2 separate regions of the Homo sapiens genome follow, and region 2 is linked to region 1. Evidence: chromatin contacts called from ENCODE Hi-C or POLR2A ChIA-PET data. All regions are on one chromosome and are shown on one strand. Each heading gives the region's core, a stretch centred on a gene start or an enhancer-like site at or near the end of the contact. The rest is flanking DNA. Distances are from core to core; before and after follow the strand shown.

Region 1 (5,977 bases), core at 1,289-3,788:
TCAAAAGGAATTGCTAAATAGGACCATTTCCATTTCCCTGTTCAATCATGGGAGAAAAGTGGTGACTGTGAGAGTTGGTAGAAAGGTTCTTGGTGATAGCCCGCTCCAGCTAGCCGATATGGTCGGTGTGGTAATAAGGATGGCTGTGGTTGTGAATATCATTAGGAGGCAGTACCCCTGGCCCTCCTGGATTATCACTTTAGAGCCTAGCATCCACAGGGAGTTGGACTAAGGCAGTACCTTAGATAAACAGACATCTCTTTTTTTTCCCATTTCCATGTCTCTTGTTCATTTTTCAAAAAGACTCCAGTTCATTGTGTAAAATGCAACTGTCTGTAGGGTGTACCAGTTCTATGCAATGCCCATGTTGCTTCCAGGTGTCTTAGCGATTGGGAAGCCCTGCCTTCTGTCCTTCAGGTCTCTGTCTTGGGAGCAATAGTAGCAGCTAGAGTATACAGAATACCCGCTGTATACTAGGCACTGGCCTATGTGGATTAACTCATCAAGTTCTTGAAGAACCCAATAAGGGAATAGGTACTAATCTCATCCCTATTTTACAGGTAAGGAAACTAAAGCTGGAAGAGGCTGTCACACCCTCAAAGTGGCACTGAGGTTGGACCCTAGGGTGTCCCAACTGTAGCACTGCCTTTCTTTGCTTTTGCCCTATGTTCCTTGGTGGGCTGCCAGGCCCAAGGGATTTGGTCTGCTTGTGCTGTGATATGGACAGATGATGACAGCAGCATTGCAAACATACTATCCAGGAGGGTGGTACCCTAAGTCAAGTGTGCTATATACGGGGCTTTTGGAGTTTGCTGAGAGTCCTTCTGCTCTATCTCTTAGTTCTCCAAATTGGTAGTGCTGTAAATAAAATCACCGCTTTGGCAGCTGAACTCTACCGGATGGGGTGAAATCAGATGCCCTCTGGCCCTCCCAGCATATTTTTGGAGGGTCCCTACATACCTGCTCCATCTACAAGGCCAACCTTACTTAGTTTTCCACCTTACAGTTTTCATGGCAAGAGGCTGGTCATGATTGTGGAGACTTTTTAAATCTGGCTTCAGTGACAAGCTGGCCAAGCCTGATAGAGTTCACCATGGAAGGGAGTTGTTTCCCTAAACTCTGGCCCTGTCTTCCAGGGCCAGAGTCCTAGTTACAGTCGTACAAGCCAGGCCACCACTTCTGTCTCCTTTTCTCTGCTGGTGAAGTCTCTAGCCTCACATTTGCCAAATAATCACATCTCAGTGGGTAAAGTGGGGATTTTCAGGACCATTTGCCCTTGATTCTAGGTGGATGTCAGCTTGTGTTACAAAACAGTGTTACGAAACAGCAGGAATTGCGGTGGATAATTTGGCATAGCCCAGGCACCCTGCACAGTTCTTTGCAAATCTACAAGGAATGGCCTTTGTTTCTCTGAAATCGTGGGCAGTGTGCTGCAGGTAGTAGAGGGGAGGGGTGGGAGACAGTCCTTACAAGTGAGGGTTGCCCCCGAATCACCTTCTCACCACATTCATTGAGAATGGTCATCCTGTCCCATCCCTGACCTTGGAACTCACTGTGTACCAGCCTCTAAACTGAGGTGCGTTCAGGAGAAAACACTACTGTTTTTACTGTCATAAAATTAAGCCTGGCAGTAGAAAAAGAAAACAACCTGCGGTGCTTTGCATAAATATATCTCCTGGAGCTGTTAATCAGTAACACAGGAATCTGGTACCTTTTGAAGCCAGTTATGGTCTGTATACCTAAGATAAAACACGTTTTATGTTCATTAAAAATGATATGGCAGTGTTTACCTTCTTAGAAAATGCAGCAAGTACTATTTGAATGAGACTCCTGGGCCAGCACTCAATGTGAATCAGGCTAACATTGACGATAACAGAGTAGTCTGTGCCTGCCTGTGCCTGGACACTAATTGGAAAAACCCAACAGCTACCTCCTTGGTGATCTCTGCCCATTTGGGCAAGTTCCAAAGAGCCAGCTCCACTCAAAGTAACTTCTCTCTTTTTTTTTTCTGTAACCCAGTGCCTGAAAACCAGGAGGAAATCATTTCCCTGATTTCTGTTTAGCCTTCTAAAATCATGGCAGTAGTTGTCTTATATTCAAGGGCCACTGACATTGGGGGTTTTTGGTTTCTAAGTCATTTCCTATCTCTGTTTCACTCTTACCTTTTCTCTCCTTGCTTTATTTCTATGCTTCCCTGGTTTCAAGCATCATTCTTGCTGCTCAGCAGGGTATGAAATAACAGTTCATGCATTAATCACCCTAACCACGGTTCCATCCTGAGGGCAAGGGACTGTCAGGCCATGGTGGCCCTATCAGTCAGAAGCCAGGGCTATTAGGGCTGGCTGTGGCAGCCAGGGCCCATCTAAGATGATGCCCATTTCTTGGTGAGCCACTCACTAGCCATCGTTTATTGAATTTTCTTCTAGCAGTGCAAGAAGAGAGAAATGAGGAGAGGGCGGTAATAAGATTAACATTCCTCTCACCTTAACTCATTGAAAGGATCTGTCATGATTTTGTTCCAATTGTGTTTATAATTGGTCTTGCCCAGTTTGGCATGTGGCTGTGAGCTTCCTGAGATGGGTCTTTGTCTTCTTTTCAAGTGGTCTGTGAGCTGCCTGAGTCAGGGATGATGTCTCTTGTTTCTGGACTCCTCTGCAGGGTTGGCTGTGTCAGGAAAATGCAAAGTGAGCATGTGAGGTGGGAAGGAGACTGAGCTAAGTGTCAGCAACAGCAGCTTCTTTCTCCTTCAGCACATTTGCTGGATGTGAGATATAGTTGGAGCAGTCTAGAAGAGTCTTCAAGCAGGAGGGCAGGTGGGCACACAGGCAGGCAGAGTGGACTTACTGTTTTGTGACCATGAGGTGTCTCTGGCTGGCTGGAGTCCAGGCTGGCTCCAGGGGCCTGCAGGATTGATTCATGCTACCAAACCAAAGAGAACTGAAGCTGCTGCTGGGACAGAACATCCTGAGCCACCAACGTACAGAGTTTTGCCTGCTGTGAAGCTCAGCTCTGGTGTCTTTTTCCCCAAGTGTTGAAGTGTCCTGGAATTCTCATGTATAAACAGAGGATTAAAGAATGCAAGTTTCTTAGCTATTTAGGAGGCTGAAGCAGAAGGATCACTTCAGTCTAGGAGTTCGAGGTTACCGTGAGCTATGATTGCACCACTGCACTCCAGACTGGGTGACACAGCAAGACCCTGTCTCTTGAGAAAAGAAAAAAATAATGCAGGTTTTTATGTATGTGATAAAATTCTCATAAAATTTGCCATTTTAACCATTTTTAATGTACAATTCATTGGCATTAAGTACATTCACATTGTTGTGAAACCGTCACCACCACTCATCTCCAAAACTCTTTTCATCTTCCCAAACTGAAACTGTGTCCCTGTTGAACAACAACTCACCATTTTCTCCTACCTCCAGCCCCTAGCAACCACCATTCTACTTTCCATGTCTATGAATTTGACTACACTGAGTACCTCATATAAGTGGAATCATATAGTATTTGTCCTTCTGGACTGGCTTATTTCACTTAGCACAATGTCCTCAAGATTCATCCATGCTGTAGCGTGTGTCAGGATTTCCTTCCTTTTTTAGACTGAATAATATTCATTGCATATTTATACCACATTTCGTTTATCCATTGACACTTGGGTTGCTTCCACCTTTTGACTATGTTTCTAAATACTGCTGCTGCAAACATGGGTGTACAAATATCTGTTCAAGTCCCTACTTTCAATTCATTTGGGTAAGGGTTTAAAGCACAAGGAGCAGGATGTCTTTGAAGATCAGTTTCTGATGAATCACCGTTCTCTGCTGAGCAAAAGTCAGCTTTACTCACCATCTAATTTTAGACTCCAGCATAACTATCACTGGACACTCATAATATCAGACTTCATTTTGATATTTGATAGGCTTTCACAACATTTTATAATTCCAGTTTGATATATCCCCGATATATCCCCTTTCATTGACCACATTTCAGCTGGCCACTTCCTTATGATTGTGGAGGCACCCTTGTCACTTATTGGTGGGCACTGGACTAGGCAGTGCGCCTTACTACCGCCAGCTTGCTCTAGTGGCGTGGGCTCTTAATGACTTTGACCCTTCTCTTTCCTGACCCTAGTTGAGCTGGGCTTTTGGCCTTGTCCCCAGACCTGGCTCTTAGGACTTGAAACCATGAGCCTGCTGATGACTAAGACTGTTGAAGCCACTTGTCTTCCCCTCATGGCAGCTTTGTGCAAGCATGGTATTATCCCCCATGTCTTCCAGTTTTTGTAATCTGCTTTTGTTTCATCCAATTCTTATACAACATTTAGAATTATTGGAATTACATATGTGTAACTTCCTAGGAAAGTATATTTCTGAAATGCCTTGGCACAGGACCGGTTTTTCCCCATACCAGCTAAGGACACACTTGGGTGATAATTGGCTTCCTTGAGCCAGTGTCCATCTGTATTTGCCAGGCCACTTAGGAAGTAGAGATGGCTGGTTGTGAAACTCTTGTCTTAATGGGCATGTGATTATTCTCTGTGTTAATTTCTTCCTAGCAATTCTCTAGATTCACAAATGAGCCAACTCAAACTACTGCATAACTAAAAATACTGAGATCAGTTCCAGTGTACTGGTAGACTTTGAACTCATGACGTGGTAAGGACCTAGACTGTGGGCCATGTGGCTCTTGTGAGTGAGGCAGGGACTGCCCACTGTAGCCATCTGCCCCTGCCTAGAAGGATGTTGGTGCTGCTCATAGTTCCCAGCCAGCCTTCCCTCCCTGTGTCTCAGGCCCTGTAGGGGCAGCATGTGGAGAAAGCCTGTACCCTGCACTTTAGGAACTTAGAGTCTAGTTAGGGAATATGGGAACACTGACAATAAGCCAGCCACTTCTGAGACAGTCCTATTTTCTTTGTTCTATTCTAATAGCAGAAGTAAAAAGGAAAACATCACGGGCATACAGAATAAAAGTCTCCTATTCTTACCCCCAAAACTCTGTTCTTCTGGACACTGTACATATCCTGGCCTGTAGTCTGCCTTTTTCATCTAGATACTCACCTTGAGCCCATCTCTGCCTCAGTGCTGTATTCTTAAGGACTGCTTGATATTTCTAAGGCTGTTTTTGAATGATTGCAATTACAGTGTGCTGGCAGGAATTCAGAGTCAGAAAGACCCTTAATGGGGTAGGTCAGGAAGATCTCTTGGAGGAACCACCTAGAGATCCCAGGTTCTGGGTAGGATCCAGTGAGATGTTGCAAAGGAGAAGGAGGAGGAGGAGGACATCCTCTGCTACTTTTCTCTTCTGCTCTTCTCAGGGCTGATGGTGCCTTCTCCTGCTCTGGCACATGGCCCCTGGGGCAGGGAGTGGGAAGGATCAAACAATATTTTGTTGTCAAGGCATTTTCATCTTTGGGACCTTACTGTAGACACCACTGTCAACCCTGCTTTTTACAGATGTTGATACTGAGGTTTGGAAAGGTGAAGGGGACAGCCCAAGTCATGGGCAAAACCAGGAAGAGGAGGGAATGTCAGCTGGGTCTGAGCTGGGATGAGCTGACAAAAAGGATCAGTACATGCTTAGTACTGCGGCTACCATTTCATTACCCTGATGGTTACCTTATTTTCCGGATGCTGGAGGACAAAGGCGGGAGTTTGCCAGACAGTAGATCAGATCCTTCCCAGAAGAACAGAGATCTATGTGGGGTGTGGAATAAGAGCTCTTCACACAGTAACCCAGCTTTCAGCTGGGTCCCTGGCCTACACCCTGGGAGGGGCCTGCTCATGAATCAGGCAGCTATTTCTGGAGCTGATATGAGGCAAGGGGGCACTTTGCTGCACTGGGGTAGGCAAGCCATTCCTCTGGCAGGGAGAGAAGATCAAAGAGGTTGTTCAAAGGGTATGCAGCCAGTTCCTGGAGGGTGGCTGGTGTCTATGCTCACAAGTTATTCCAGGGTGAGCCAGCTATATACAGATCGACCCCCAAA
Region 2 (5,977 bases), core at 1,350-3,849, 480 kb after region 1:
TCTGGCTTTCTTGGATATCCATGTTCCTGAGGTTTGTTGCTGTGTTCACTTCTAAGTCCCTTACTCTGTCTTGATCCTTTTCAGGCAGAGATGCTATACAAGAACAACCCCAAACTATTAACCCAGCTGCACTATTGTGAGAGCACAGGCATTCCACTGGTGGTCATTATTGGTGAGCAAGAACTGAAAGAAGGGGTCATCAAGATCCGTTCAGTGGCCAGCAGAGAGGAGGTGAGTGGCGGCAGCAGAAATAGAAGGGACGAAGTATTTCTGCCTTTCCCAGATTCTGTAAGAAATATGCATCTTCTGGCTGAGAAATTATCTTCATGGTTAATAGTGGTAGAGATGAACAAACACTCACTCAAGATGACCATTGCTGCCTGTGAGTATTGACTGGGTGGCCAGAAGAAAGACAAATGAAATCCGAATGGGTATTTTGAGACTAATCAACATAATAGACATAGATCAGGTGTTTGAATCCCTTTCATCTTGAGGGTATACATTCTTCAGGTCAACCCACACTACTCCTTTCTGGTTGTATAAGTAATGGGAGAAGATGCAGAGTAAAACAAATCTGGAAAAACAGTGGCTAAGGAGTTAGTATCACTTTCTAGTTTATCACATGAGGATTCTCTTATGTTTCAGGTGGCCATTAAACGGGAAAATTTTGTGGCTGAAATTCAGAAGCGACTGTCTGAGTCTTGATCCTTGCCTGATTCCCATCTGCTGCTCTTTGTAGAAAAGGTTTCCTCTAGAACTGAATTCCTCTGGAATTGAGTGATGGACTTCACAACAACTAGCCAGGAAGGGTGACAAGTACCTTCTGCCTCCTCCATTCTTCCTGGGTGCAGAACTGTAGAAGACCCTGAGGACTCCTGGGCTAGTGTGAGCAGCTATTCTGCATGGGTGCAGATGGCTGGATGTGAAAGAGACATGCTCTAGCTGCAGAGGCAAATTTGAAGTGCCACGGAACGTTGTCAAGAGGTAGTGAGATTGTTGCTGTGAGCAAGGCTCTGGGAGAGTCACCTCAGGCTCAGGATTCTGAACCATTGAGATCAGAAACCAGATACTTAGCCTTCTACTGTAGCTACGGAACCAGATTCTGGTGAATTTGTCCACAATCAGCCATTGGCCTGTCTGGGGAGTTTTTGGAAGACAGCAAAGAGGGGCAATGGCTGCTTTCAGCTTTGAGGACAGATGCTATCCTAAGGGCATGGCAGTACCCATGTTGATTTGACATCTCTCTAGCCCATCCATTGCTTACAGTAGAAGAGTGGGGCTGTATGCTTGATAATCTTGAACATTGAACTTAATAGATGACTTGACAAGGTAGAGATCTGATATTTTGAGATTTTGGAGACCATTTCCTGTGCCAGAATCACTGCTCTATTCCATACCGTGCCATGGAGGCTGTTTTAGAAGTGGTTGGATAACATGTTAAATAAAATATTAAGTGTAGTAGTTTGGGTAATTTGTTATTGTTATCAAGGGCTTTGTTTGCATAGACCATAGAAAATGCTTGAGTGTACATTGGAGAATTCTGTGAGGTAGAAGTAACCTCCCTGGGATGATGCTTCTGTATTCAGTGATGAGCAGCCACAGTTTCTCCCTCTTTCCCTGTCTCCTCAAGAGGTAGTTTTTTTGTTTGTTTGTTTTTAGACGGAGTCTTGCTCTGTCACCCAGGCTAGAGTGCAGTGGCGTGATCTCGGCTCACTGCAACCTCCGCCTCTCAGGTTCAAGAGATTCTCCTGCTTCAGCCTCCCGAGTAGCCAGCTAATTTTTGTATTTTTAGTAGAGACAGGGTTTCACCATCTTGGCCAGGCTGGTCTCAAACTCCTGACCTCATAATCCACCCACCTCAGCCTCCCAAAGTGCTGGGATTACAGGCATGAGCCACTGTGCCCGGCCAAGAGGTAGTTTTGTTGCTAAAAATCAACATATAGTGAGCCGGTATGCCACAGTGCTTCACTCTAGAGTGTTGTTGATGACTGGCCTTTCCAAATCCAATTATGCTGATTAAATTATGTTCTACTATAAAGTTCCCCAGATGATGGAAAAATAAGTGAACCAAAGGGTGGTAGCATTGCTTCAAGGAAAAGAGCCCAAGTGCAAAACATGCTTTTTATATGTGCGTCGGGAAGGGTGCCTCTGTTGCAAACGTTTCAGTGTAGTTTAGGGTCATATCCCTAGTGCATGCAGGTGAATGAGAGGCATCTAGACCCCCTAATGGCGCTTCGGCCTTAAAAAAGGTTTAGAAATTCTTGGCAGTGGACGCAAAGTTGCTAGACTAGATCAGAGACCACTGTTTTGCGAACCTCAGTTTCCTTGTTTGTAAAATAGTTGAACTAAATCTTGACCCTTTAATGCTTGTTTTGAAATCCAAGGCAAAAAACAATTGCAAGCGCCCTTACTTCCGTGTTGCTTCATACTCCTCTTGCGCCTGCGCTGTCTCCTTGGAGCAGAGGCGGGGCCAACAAGCCTGTTTTAGAAACCCTCCAGTCCTTAGCTCGTTTAGAACACAAGACTCCAAGCTTATTGGAGGGCTATCTTGCCTTACGGCTCCAAGCCGCTTTTTACGGCGTTTTTCAGCTCGCCATTCACTTCGCTGTGAAGATGGCGTCGGGCAGCGGGGTAGGTGTTGTGTCTGAGGAGGAGGTTTTGCGGGGTGGGGAATGGTTTTTCAGACCTGAATAGAGACAAACTCCTGCACCCGACTGGCTTCCCGATATCTCCTCGAGATCCCAGGGTTCAGGTTCAAGAACTCCCCAGTAATAGGCCTTGGCAGAGGGTCAGTAGAATCGCGGAGGTTTCTCGGGTTGGGGTCTTGAGGCTACCTCAGTCTTCTCGTACAGTCCAAAGAGGCTTTGCTTTCAAAACGTCCTGTAGACACCTGGACCGCGAGGGCGCGGTTCCCTGCTTCTCTAGGGGCCCAGACACGGCGACGGATCTTGACGCTTTTTCCTCCCCACAGACAAAAAACTTGGACTTTCGCCGAAAGTGGGACAAAGATGAATATGAGAAACTCGCCGAGAAGAGGCTCACGGAAGAGAGAGAAAAGAAAGATGGTGGGTGCTAACTACATCAAGGGCTAAGGGTATCACAGAGGCGATGCGATGATGGAGAGCGGGTGGGAGTTGAAGTGCGCTGCCTTCCCACGCGGTGTAAGCTCTGGCAGAGTGCTGCTTCCCTGGGCCTAGGTTTCTGCATTTACAAAATGAGAGCGAGGAGGTGGGATGAAGTAAGTAGTTTTGAGATGCTCTTCAGCTCTATTTCACTCTGCTTCCTTGCCCACCCTTTGCTTGGCTCGTTTAATGCTTTCCTGAAGTACAGAGAAGATAACGGCATCCTTAGTAGTGACAGAGAAGTTAAGTAGAGTATTTTGCTGCTGTGCATTACCGCTATCAGTGACCCCCCTCTTTCCCTTGAAATTTCTTAAGGGAGAGAACATTCCTGGCCCAATCAAGACCCTCCCATATAGTCTGAGAAAAGCCGGGGAACTTTGCAGGATCTGTGATTGTTTCAGCTAGAGCTTAGTAGTGCTGTTTCTCTGTGCCTTGTACATCAGGGAGTTGGTGCTTCTCTCCTGTTTAAGAGATTGCATAAAGAAATGTTTTATTTTGTCATCTGTTTCAAACGTGTACATTCTTCTTTCCCTTTACCTCCAGGCCACCTTGCACTCACTAACTCTTTCATTTTTTATGTAACATGTAAAATAAATAGTGCTTGACATGTAACAGGCATTTCCTAGATGTTGGTCCCCTTTTATAAATTTGCCCAGCTCTCAGAAGGTTCCTTTCCGTTATGCCTAGGGTATCTGCCTGAAAGCATTCTTGAATGTCCTTGCTCCCGTTTTGAAAAAGTTGCTTCTAGTAATTCTTCAGAAATTCTCCCCCACAATTCAGTTAATCAATGAATATAAAACATACTGTTTTTAGATTTGCTGGCTTTAAAGTGGAGAAAAGCTGTAGAGTTGAGGATTGCTTATGATTTCTTCCTGTGTTGAGATTCTCCCCAGCTGCTACTTTAAGTGTCTGTTGTGTCCTTTCAGGAATGATTTTGAAATGAGTAAGACCTGAATTTTGGATTTCATGCATTTTTTTTCCTTTCTGGTTGAGGAACTATAATATTGAAGGGACTTCCTTCCCCATTATGTTTCAGGAAAACCAGTGCAGCCTGTCAAGCGAGAGCTTTTACGGCATAGGGACTACAAGGTGGACTTGGAATCCAAGCTTGGGAAGACAATTGTCATTACCAAGACAACCCCTCAATCTGAGATGGGAGGGTGAGTTGCTTATCATTTTTCCTCTGCAGCCAAGAATGCATCTAATAAGCCACCTATTTTGGTTTTAGGAAGTGTTAAGGAAGGTCCTTGGCCCCAGGATTACGTCCTTCTTGCCTGTAATTCTATCTTTATATTTGTTTTTCTGTGTCTCCCAAGGTCTCAAGTTGACATGATAGTGTCTCTAGGAGTGGTCACTCAGTGGGTTTCTTCATGTTATTAGCATTGGCTGGGCACAGTGGCTCACGCCTGTATTCCCAGCACTTTGGGAGGCCAAGGCAGGAGGATTGCTTGAGCCCAGGAATTCAAGACCAGCCTGGGTAACACAGTGAGACCCTGTCTCAATTAAAAAAACCAAAACAAACAAAAATCATACTATGAGCACTACAGCTACTACTCAATATAGTTTTTAAATTTTTTATTGCCATTGTACTTGTTATCAATTCTGATTTACTATTAATATTTTAAAAGGGATTATTTGATCTGTCAGAAGAAGAAATGAAGGAAAGGACTACTGAGGAGATTTCTAGGAGAGAAATTAGGTGGAGCTAGAATAGAGCCTAGGAGTTGTTAATGGTGAAGAAGAGGGGTTTGAGGTTCCAGACTAGCTGCAAAGGCTGTAGTTGTTATGGATGCCTGATTGTACACCTTCTTCCAAGACTATAACCTATAGGAAGAAGGGTCCTACAAGAGCTTGTCACCCTTTTGCCCCCCACTGCTTCTCTGTCCAGTTAGGTTTTCTGGCAGGAGAGCAACACAGATAGCAATGAGTGACACTTCTCTGAGCTGCTTAGTAAACCCACTGTTGTCCATTCCTGTCTGTATTAGTTATCTATTGTTATGTAAATTAACAAATTAACCTAAAGCTTAGCAGCATAAACTACACCACTCACAGTTTCTTTGGGTAAGGAATCTGGGAGTGGCTTACCTAGGTGGTTCTGGCTCAGGGTCTTCATGAAGCTGCAATCAAGGAGTTGGCAAGGTAGGTCTGCATTCATATGAATCTTAAGTGGGGCTGGAAGATCTGCTTCCAAGCTCTCTCACATGCCTGTGGTTTGGAAGCCTAAGTTCTTTGCCCCATAGACCTTTCTTTTTTCTTTTTCTTTTTTCTTTTCTTTTTTTTTTTTTTTCTGAGACAGAGTTTCACTCTTCTTGCCCAGGATGAAATGCAATGGTATGATCTCGGCTCACCACAGCCTCGCCTCCTGGGTTCAAGCGATTCTCCTGCCTCAGCCTCCCAAGTAGCTGGGATTACAGGCATGCACCACCTGATTTTTTTGTATTTTTAGTAGAGACGGGGTTTCTCCGTGTTGGTCAGGCTAGTCTCGAACTCCCGACCTCAGGTGATCCGCCCGCCTCGGCCTCCCAAAGTGCTGGGATTACAGGCGTGAGCCACCATGCCCGGCCACCCCATAGACCTTTCTATAAGACTGCTCACAATAAAGCAACTGGCTTCCCCAGAGCAAGTAACCCAAACAAAGACAGAAGGCATGGTTTTTAAAATAACCTAATTTTGGAAGATACTACTTTTGACATATTCTATTGGCCAAACAGACCAACTCTGGTACAAATTGGGAAGAGACTACACAGAGTAGGAATACCAAGAGGGTGGGGCTCATCCTGGGGCTGTCTTGGAAGATGACTGCTATACTCTCTCGAAAGCTAAGGCTTTATAGAAATGAAGGCTTAACACTTCTA

What was found. Hi-C counts contacts between places; a loop is a spot of excess contacts on that map. ChIA-PET counts read pairs that join two places held with the same protein, here RNA polymerase II (POLR2A). Pooled maps may share reads with other maps.
Region 2: a pooled map shows a loop between it and region 1 (2.2-fold over the local background). The contact joins the promoter of ZMAT2 here to the enhancer-like site in region 1. A Hi-C loop is called at or near these places in 1 of 168 maps with a recorded cell type or tissue (Ramos) and 4 of 50 pooled maps. POLR2A ChIA-PET finds 5 or more read pairs at or near these places in 1 of 52 experiments (AG04450).

Annotation. Positions count from the first base shown.
Region 1 is chr5:140,217,969-140,223,945 of GRCh38, forward strand. The region is part of intron 2 of CYSTM1 (cysteine rich transmembrane module containing 1); the gene reads left to right. Among named protein-coding and RNA genes, the nearest start is that of CYSTM1, 46 kb to the left of the region's middle. Within about 2 kb of position 2,539, at least 15 of the 41 ENCODE cell types and tissues checked have a DNase peak (open chromatin) inside an H3K27ac peak, as active enhancers do.
Region 2 is chr5:140,697,848-140,703,824 of GRCh38, forward strand. It overlaps ZMAT2 (zinc finger matrin-type 2), which reads left to right and starts at 2,600. Exons shown (of 6, transcript NM_144723.3): 1 at 2,600-2,631; 2 at 2,972-3,065; 3 at 4,159-4,282. The coding sequence starts at 2,614. It overlaps HARS2 (histidyl-tRNA synthetase 2, mitochondrial), which reads left to right. Exons shown (of 13, transcript NM_012208.4): 12 at 85-231; 13 at 646-1,458. The coding sequence ends at 705. RefSeq lists enhancers at 2,859-2,928, 4,890-5,432.